Regions from separate parts of the Homo sapiens genome. Here all the other regions are linked to region 2. A link is a contact called in ENCODE Hi-C or POLR2A ChIA-PET data. All regions are on one chromosome and are shown on one strand. Each heading gives the region's core, a stretch centred on a gene start or an enhancer-like site at or near the end of the contact. The rest is flanking DNA. Distances are from core to core; before and after follow the strand shown. Region 1 holds the start of PIGU (phosphatidylinositol glycan anchor biosynthesis class U). Region 2 overlaps CBFA2T2 (CBFA2/RUNX1 partner transcriptional co-repressor 2). Region 3 holds the start of EIF6 (eukaryotic translation initiation factor 6).

Region 1 (2,713 bases), core at 64-2,563, 1.1 Mb after region 2:
CAAGTGAGACTGCTTGAGTCCAGGAGTTCCAGACCAGCCTGGGCAACATAGAAAGACCCTGTCTCTAAACAAAAAACAAAAACAAAAACAAAAAAACTTTAGCATTTAAAGGACACAAAGGGGACTTCTGGGGTGCTGATACTGTTTCTTGAACTAGGTGCTGGCTACATGAGTGAATACAGTTTTTAAAAATTCATTGAACTCTACACTTACTTAATATGCATTGTATGTATACTGTACTTCAGTAAAAAAAAAAAAAAAAAAGTTGTTTGTTTTTTTTTAATCATCAAACTCTGGCCTAAACCTAGCTTCCACCCCATTACTCCCCTGCTTTGGACATTTCACATCCTTGAACGTTTCTTCATCCTATTTACTTTCTGCTACCTGGAACTCTCCTTTTCTCTAATCTCCCTTTCAAAACCCTACATCCTTCAAGAGTCAGCTCAAATCCCACATTCTGGAAAACTGGAAAGGTAGGGGATAGTTTATTCAGGGTCAGAATACTAAGGAAGGAACTGGGTGGACACATAAAGTATACTTTTCATGAATTATTATAACGATTTGTCTCCCTCACTAGCCTGTGCAGCTACTTCAGGCCAACTTCGCTTTCTCGCTGTAGGCGTTAGTATAAAACAATGTTCGGTGAAGAACTTAGTAAGGAACAGTAACAAAAATTGCCCTGCAAGTCCCAGACTGAGAAGAGACGTCTAAAGCACACGCACACTCTCCTCGCTTAAGCAAAATTGGTCCCCTCATCCCGGACCCCCTCACACATAACCTTTTATCCCAGGGAGCACCCCTGGCGATCCCGCCCCAAATCCCAAACTCCTCTGCAAGCCGCGCTCCACAAGCACCTCCTCCTCTTATTCCAACCCTTCCCACAGACCACACTCCTCGGCTCAGGACACTGAATGGGACACGCCCCCTCAGATCCCCACCACTAGGTGGTCCGGCCCCCAGGGCCCAAACCTCACGACACTGTCCCCACGCCCCGGTCCCCACGCCCCCTCCCCTCACCAGCCCCGCCCTCAGGCCCCGCCCTCTCCAAGAACCCCACGAGACAGTCAGTTAGTTCTCTAGGAACCGCGCGCTGGCGGTCACTGCCCCCGCCTCCCATTCACAGAGGCCGCGGGAGGGCAGGTGGGGCCTGACAGTCTGCTCGAGCCAGTGGCCTCACCTCTCTTCCAAGAGCTCAGTGGGGACACCACCTCCACCCGCTCGGAAATGAACTCGGCCAGACTGGAGCGGAACAAGGCCGCCCGCACTGTCACAGCCACCACCAGCACCAGGACCAAGGGAGCCGCCATGATAACTGGGGCGGGCGCGCGGGCGGGGAGGGAAGGCGAGGCGGAGGAGCCTCGCGCGCTGTGCGCCACGCTCTGTAGTTCCGCGGGTGGGCGCGCGCTGCCGCTGGCGCCGGAGAGGCCAGACGTGGGGACTACGGCTCCCAGAAAGCCTTGCGGCGAGGCGGGCCGGAGCGACGGAAAGCGGGCGCCTCAAGCTGCGTATGCAGAAGGTGGGGCGAAACCTTCTACGATCGCAGGTGTTTTGTGAAGCCGCGCCGCTATAGCGGGGCTGAAACGCTGCTGAAAGTAGAAGCGGAAGTAGTCGCCTTCCTGGGATTGTGAGAGACTTTTAAACAGATGTTAAATTCACTCTTGCGTGTATGTTTTCAATGCCAAAATGTTTATTTTTATTTTTATTTTTATTTTTTTTGAGACGGAGTCTCGCTCTGTCGTCCGGCTGGAGTGCAGTGGCGCGATCTTGGCTCACTGCAACTTCCGCCTCCTGGGTAGCTGGGATGACAGGCGCCCACCACCACGCGCGGCTATTTTTTTTTTTTTTTTTTTTTTGTATTTTTAGTAGAGATGGGGTTTCACCATGTTGGCCAGGTTGGTCTCGAACTCCTGACCTCAGGTGATCCGCCCGCCTCGGCTTCCCAAAATGCTGGGATTACAGGCGTGAGCCACCGCACCCTGCCCAAAATGTTTATGTTTTTTGTTTTTGAGACAGGGTCTCAGTGCCGTCGCCCAGGCTGGAGTGCAGTGGCGCAATCTCAGCTCACTGCAGCCTGGACCTCCCGGGCTCCAGAGTAGCTGGGACCACAGGTGCGCGCCACCACACCCGGCTAAGTTTTTGTACTTTTAGTAGAGACGGGGTTTCGCCATGTTGCCCAGGCTGGTACCTTTTATGTTTTTAAAGAGTGTTAAATGTGTATTTTTTAAAAAATTTATTCTGGCAGTTGTTTGTTAAACGCCAACTATTTTCCAGGCACTATGTTAGGTTCTACAGATGCGTTTTGGAGTAGTAGACTGATTTATTAGCTAGTTCAACAAGTCGCTTAACCCTTGTGTGCTGAAAAATGTGCTGATTATAGGCTAACTAGGGACAGTTGAGGAAGGCTTAGAAATTTTTTTTTTGTTTTGGAAACGGAGTTTCGCTCTTATTGCCCGGGTTGGAGTGCAATGGCGCGATCTCAGCTCACTGCAACCTCCGACTCCCAGGTTCAAGCGATTCTCCTGCCTCAGCCTCCCGAGTAGCTGGGATTACATGCATGCGCCATCACGCCCGGCTAATTTTTTGTAATTTTAGTAGAGACAGGGTTTCTCTATGTTGGTCAGGCTGGTCTCGAACTCCAGACTTCAGGCGATCCACCTGCCTGCCTCGGCCTCCCAAAGTGCTGGGATTACAGGCTTGTGTCATCGTGCCTGGC
Region 2 (2,721 bases), core at 53-2,552:
ATGATTTTATTTTTGTATGGTAGATGTTAAAGAGGTGATTTTTAAAAAGTCTGATCTTAAAGTAATGTAAAATACAATCTTAAATATATTAATTATATATTTTTAGTTTCTCCAGTTTACTAGTAGGCATATGCTTTTGTTAACTTTACATTTGTATTTAAGTAAAACATGATTCTTGATATTGATGTTAAAATAAAAAGATTGGTTTGGTTTTGGGATAGATTAAAATGTAGATTGAAATTTTACAATGCGTTTCATTTTCAAAAAAGACTATTTTTGCAACCTGATGCTTGAAATACCATATAATATTATTTTGTTCTTAAGTGACAGATGAAGAAACATTCCAGGTTGCTGTTTGCAGAACTTCTGTGCAAGTAAGGAGTTATTACAATGAAAAGCAAATTCACTATAAGCACCAGTGTTTATTTTTCTTACTTTTTTCTTTTTTTTTTTTTTTTTCAGACAGTGTTGCTCTGTCACCCAAGCTGGAGTGCAGAGGCATGATCTCAGCTCACTGCAGCCTTCGCCTCCTGGGTTCAAGTGATTCTCCTGCCTCAGTCTCCTGAGTGGGATTACAGGCTTGTGCCACCTGGCCCAGCTAGGTTTTGTATTTTTAGTAGAGACGGGGTTTCACCATGTTGACCAGGCTGTTCTCGAACTCCTGACCTCAAGTGATCTGCCCACCTCAGCCTCCTAAATTGCTGGGGTTACAGGGGTGAGCCACTGCGCCCGGCCTATTTTTCTTTTTTCTTTTCTTTTCTTTTCTTTCCTTTTCCTTTTTCTTTTCTTTTTTTTTTTTTTTTTTTTTTTGAGATGGAGTTTCGCTTTTGTTGTCCAGGTTGGAGTGCAGTGGAGTGATCTCAGCCTCCCAAATTGCTGGGGTTACAGGTGTGAGCCACTGCGCCTGGCTGTTTTTCTTTTTTAACGTTGTTTGAAAGTCTAGAATCATTTTTATGTGCTAGATGAGAGATTTGATCTGATAAATCAAACTCAGATGTCTGCATCTCAAGTGTATTTGTAGAATTATTTTTCTGTTTTCTATTAATTTAGATTGAATGTCAGAGTACCCATTATAGGTATTAAAATGAATATTACATAAGAAAAAATAACAACTTAAAAATGTTCAGAATTGTTTAAATAAAAACTTTAGACAGACATTTAGCAGAATTTAGGTGAGCATTAAAGGATTCAGGCAGCATTCAAAACTGGAAGAAGTTCAGAGAGCTCTGCTTTAGAAGCAGGCTTTTATAGGCTGAACGCTGTAGCAAAGTAAAGGAATTACTTGATTGGCTGTAGCTAGGCACTTGCCTTATTTGGATATGATCCAGTGGAAAGTCCCTAGTTAGAGGTTTGTTTTTGATTGGTTAAGCTTAAGTTTCATTTTATGTTTACATTGGGCTTCAGTTTGCTTACTAGGCACTGGAGCCAGCTGTCTCAGCCTAATGGCTGCCCAATTTAAAAAAAAAAAAACATTAAAATGGCATGTAGTTGTCATCATCAGAGTAAGAAACCAAAGAAGAGACCGTCATGAATGGGATCATTAGATCATGGACTGACACACATGTTCACTTAATACCCACAAGAGTGTCTTCACACTTTTTTGTCATGGATGGGACTTGTTTTCTGTTTTTTGTTTTGTTTTGTTTTTGATACAGTAAAATACTTAGGAGTTCTTGCAACTTTCTATAAGTTGTTTACATTTTACTCCAATTGCTTTATCATTGTGTGTATTTTGGAGGTACAGTTTTTTTCCTGAACCACTCTGAAAGTGGAAATATGCCCTTTTATCCCTAAATACTTAAATGCATATTTCCTGAAATCAAAGGCATTTTCTTACATAACCACACATAACCACAGTACAATTATCAAAATCAGAAAATGTAATAATGATACCATACTATTAACCTGATTCACAGACTATATTCAGGTTTTATAAATTATTTCAATAATGTCTTTTATAGCTCTTATACCTCAATCCAATTCAGTCTGTCATCACACACTGAATTTAACTGGCATGTCTCTTTCTTCCTTGCCTTTCCCCTTTCCTCTTTCCTTTTTTCTTCTTTCTTAGAGACAGGGTCTCATTCTGGTGCCCAGGCTAGGGTGCAGTGGTGCAATAATGGCTCACTGCAGCCTTGACCTCCTGGACTCAGGCAATCCCCCAACCTCAGCCTCCTGAATACTTGGGAATATAGGCACATGCCATTATGCCTGGCTAATTTTTTTTACTTTTTGTAGAGATGGAGTCTCACTACGTTGCTCCGGCTGGTCTCGAACTCCTTACCTTAAGTAAGCCACCTTCCTTGGCCTCCCAAAGTTTTGGGATTACAAATGTGAGCCACTGCGGCTCTTTAATTTTTCTTATTCTAAAACAGTTCTTCAGCCTGCCTGCCTCCTCTTCTCCCCTCCTGGTACTTTTCTTTTCTTGACCATTCCAATTTTGAATACAGACCAGTTGTTCTGTACTTAGTTTGGGTTTCGTTGCCGTTACCTTATGATTACATTAATGTTACGAATTTCAGGCTGGAATACTATAGAAGGGATGTATTCTCCTTAATGCCTCATTTAAGGAGGCACATAATCAGTGTGTCTCAATATTAGTGATTGGTTAATCATTGTATTAAGGTCATGTCTGCCAGGTTACTCCACTGCAAAAATTACTATCCTCTTTGTGATTAATAAGTAATTTGTTGGGTATATTTAGAGATGATGAAGTTGTCC
Region 3 (2,923 bases), core at 424-2,923, 1.7 Mb after region 2:
CTGGCCAACATGGTGAAACTCCATCTCTACTAAAAATACAAAAAAATTAGCCGGGTGTGGCGGGATGCGCCTGTAATCCCAGCTACTTGGGAGGCTGAGGCAGGAGAATCACTTGAAGAGAGTGTTGCAGTGAGCCAAGATCGTGCCATTGCACTCCAGCCTGGGCAACAAGAGCGAAAACTCCATCTCAAAAAAAAATAATAATAATAATAAAAAGGAAAGGACCAACGACCAGAATTAACAGTGCTGACAGGTAGGAAGGTAGGGTAGAGATGTGGTAAAGGGAATTTAAGATTCCAACGTAACTGAGCAGGAAGACCGCATATCTTAGCTAATCTTTACAGAGACAGAAATGGATGCTTAGAAAGAGAAAGCACCTTGCCCAGTCAGTGGCAGGGAGAGATGAGATACAAATCCTCGGCTGGGTATAGTGGCTCTCGCCTATAATCCCAACACTTTAAGAGACCAAGGTAAGAAGATCACTTGAGCCCAGGAGATCAAGGCCAGGCTGGGCAACACAGGGAGGCCGCGTCTCTACCAAAAATGTAAAAATTAGCCAGGTGTGGTGGCACGTGCCTGTGGCCCTAGCTACCTGGTAGGCTGAGGTGGGAGGATCACTTGAGCCTAAGAAGTTGAGGATGCAGACAGCTGTGATCTTGCCACTGCACTCCAGCCTGGGCGAAAGAGCAAAAATCTGGCCTCAAAAAAAAAAAAAAAAGAGAAAAATCCTTCTCCAACACTAGGAACTAGGTGTGGAACTTACTGAGTCACTTAGGTCAAGTCTCAACTTCCTCATCAGTCAAGTTAGGCCAGTAACTCCTACCTTCTAGTGTCTTTGTGACGAAGGAATGAGAACAGGAGTGAAAGCACTTTACATTATTTGTTATTACTATTATCCAGCAGCCTTTGCTAGAGGGTTGCCCCGATCTCCTGACGCTTGGCCTGAGAGATTCTATAGTGCCCAGAGATAACAGATGATACCCTGGGAATCCCTAGGTCACTCCGGGTTCCCTCCGGGGGTGTAATTAATGGTGCTTGGAGACCACTCCCTCCCTCGGCGTCCTCCACCTGCCTTACCCACACACATGCGCCCGATGATGCGGCAGCCGGCGATAGACGCGTGCACCACGGGGATGGTATCGGAGAGCTCGCCCTCGAACACACTGTAGGGACATGGACTCGGTGGTGGCGGGGCAGAGGGGCCGGCACCCTCCCACTGCCGGAGCTCTTGACTCCTGCGCACGCCTCCCCGCCACCGTAAGCCCCGGGGCTCCCGCCGCACCTGTAGAAGTTCTCTGAGCCTCCGATCGCTACCAGACAGTAGGTGTTGGTGAGCTTGGCAAAGCAGCCGATCTCACAGTTGTTCTCGAACGAAGCTCGGACCGCCATGAGGCCTAGGGGCGGCGGAGGCGGGAGTTCAAGGCCGGCGGATCCTTTCCCAAGTATCCCGGCCTCCGTCCCTCAGGCCCCGCCGCGACCCCGCCCCTCTCGGCCTCCCGGCCCCTCCGTCCTCGGGTCCCGCCCACTGGGCCCCCACCAGAACCTCCGGCCCTGAATCCTCTGGCCCCCACCCCTCCCGACCCAGGACCGGAGCTGACCCTCCCAGGTTCCCCTCACACCAGCTTACCAAGTAACCAGTAACAAGCTCCGCACGCGGCGACTGTACCTTGGACTCCCTAAAAAGGTTTCCGTTTCCACTTCCGTCCAGGGAGACTTCCGGGAGAGCCCGGCGCTCCCCGCCACGCATCCAGCCCCTCTACCTCCGGCCTCCGGCGGACTCTATGGTCGCGAGCGGTCTGGGCGCGACCCCGCCTGGCCCCACGCCTAGCCTGCTCGCGTTCATTCATTCATTATTCATTCAGGAGCTTTTTAGGAGCTGTCATCGACCTAGACCTCCGGCTGGTCGGTTGTGAGGCATGAGGGAGAGGAGGGGCCAGGAGTGTCTCGCGGAAGGGTTGATGATGGAGGTATTGATGGAAATGAAGCCGGAGGAAGGGCAGGTTTGGGGAAAGGGATGAGTCCAGCTGTGCCTTGAGGGACAGAAGTCCATGTCTGGAGCCCAGCAGGGGAGTGGAGTGCTGACGAATGAGATGAGGGGCTGAAGACGGGTGGACTAGAAGAGGCTACCCATGGAGAGAGTTCCAGGAGGCAGAAGTGCGGCCAGACCGAGGCTGGAGAAAGAGCGCAGCCAGAGACGGAAAGGCAGCCAGGCTGCAGGTGCTGGAGAGAGGGGAGGACTGAGGAAGCAGGGGCTCAGGAAAAGGCTGGAAAGGGGTCCAGGGTGGGCAAGGATGTGGGTGCTGGTTGGCTTCCACGATGTGCCTCTCGCACGGCCTCTATCACTCACTCAGCAGCCAACTTCTGTCCCCAGGATAGTGATGGGGGCCAAGGGCCCTGCTGCACACTTGGACAGGATGAACTTGGCCCACATTTTGTAGAATCTGCAAAAGCCCCGGGTTCTCTCAAAATGTCACAGTGGTAACTTGGAGCCCCTGGACTCCCCCAATTCCTCCTTCGGCATTCACCCTCCTCCAGGGGTTTCCCCATAATTGGCCTGAATGGTGCCCTTCCCATTCCCCCAACGTGTCCCTCCCATAACTCCTCAAAGTTCAGGATACACCAGGCGCTGTGATTCACAATAAAGTCTGCCTTTATTGATGTGTATCATGTTTACTATCCCGGGTAAGTGGTGAGTTCAGGAAAATGGCCCACAACCTGTCACAGCCTGTACTTCAAGAGACACTCAGCAAGATGATGACGACGACAATGATGATGATGATGATGATGACTCAGCAAGATGATGACGACGACAATGATGATGATGATAATGATGATGTGTGTGTGTGTGTGTTTCCGGGTATCCACATACTCTGCTCTTCCTCACTCATTCACCTCAGACCCACTCAGTCCTCTTTAGGGCATC

What was found. A loop is a pair of places that touch in the nucleus more often than their neighbours do. ChIA-PET counts read pairs that join two places held with the same protein, here RNA polymerase II (POLR2A). Pooled maps may share reads with other maps.
Region 1: a pooled map shows a loop between it and region 2 (11-fold over the local background). The contact joins the promoter of PIGU here to the enhancer-like site in region 2. A Hi-C loop is called at or near these places in 2 of 50 pooled maps. POLR2A ChIA-PET finds 5 or more read pairs at or near these places in 2 of 52 experiments (activated CD4-positive, alpha-beta T cell and endothelial cell of umbilical vein).
Region 3: POLR2A ChIA-PET joins it to region 2 with 10 read pairs in T-cell. The contact joins the promoter of EIF6 here to the enhancer-like site in region 2. POLR2A ChIA-PET finds 5 or more read pairs at or near these places in 2 of 52 experiments (Panc1 and T-cell).

What each region holds. Positions count from the first base shown.
Region 1 is chr20:34,675,779-34,678,491 of GRCh38, forward strand. PIGU (phosphatidylinositol glycan anchor biosynthesis class U) reads right to left here and starts at 1,314. Exons shown (of 12, transcript NM_080476.5): 1 at 1,178-1,314. The coding sequence starts at 1,307. RefSeq lists enhancers at 782-1,668, 1,669-2,554 and silencers at 934-1,033, 1,274-1,383.
Region 2 is chr20:33,553,814-33,556,534 of GRCh38, forward strand. The region is part of intron 1 of CBFA2T2 (CBFA2/RUNX1 partner transcriptional co-repressor 2); the gene reads left to right. Among named protein-coding and RNA genes, the nearest start is that of CBFA2T2, 65 kb to the left of the region's middle. RefSeq lists an enhancer at 1,367-1,526. Within about 2 kb of position 1,303, at least 13 of the 41 ENCODE cell types and tissues checked have a DNase peak (open chromatin) inside an H3K27ac peak, as active enhancers do; they include Panc1, where a contact is called at or near this core.
Region 3 is chr20:35,283,099-35,286,021 of GRCh38, forward strand. It overlaps EIF6 (eukaryotic translation initiation factor 6), which reads right to left and starts at 1,674. Exons shown (of 7, transcript NM_002212.4): 1 at 1,628-1,674; 2 at 1,283-1,394; 3 at 1,078-1,163. The coding sequence starts at 1,389. It overlaps FAM83C (family with sequence similarity 83 member C), which reads right to left. Exons shown (of 4, transcript NM_178468.6): 4 at 2,633-2,923. It overlaps FAM83C-AS1 (FAM83C antisense RNA 1), which reads left to right and starts at 2,153. Exons shown (of 2, transcript NR_109815.1): 1 at 2,153-2,217; 2 at 2,372-2,674. RefSeq lists a silencer at 1,404-1,593 and an enhancer at 1,686-2,236.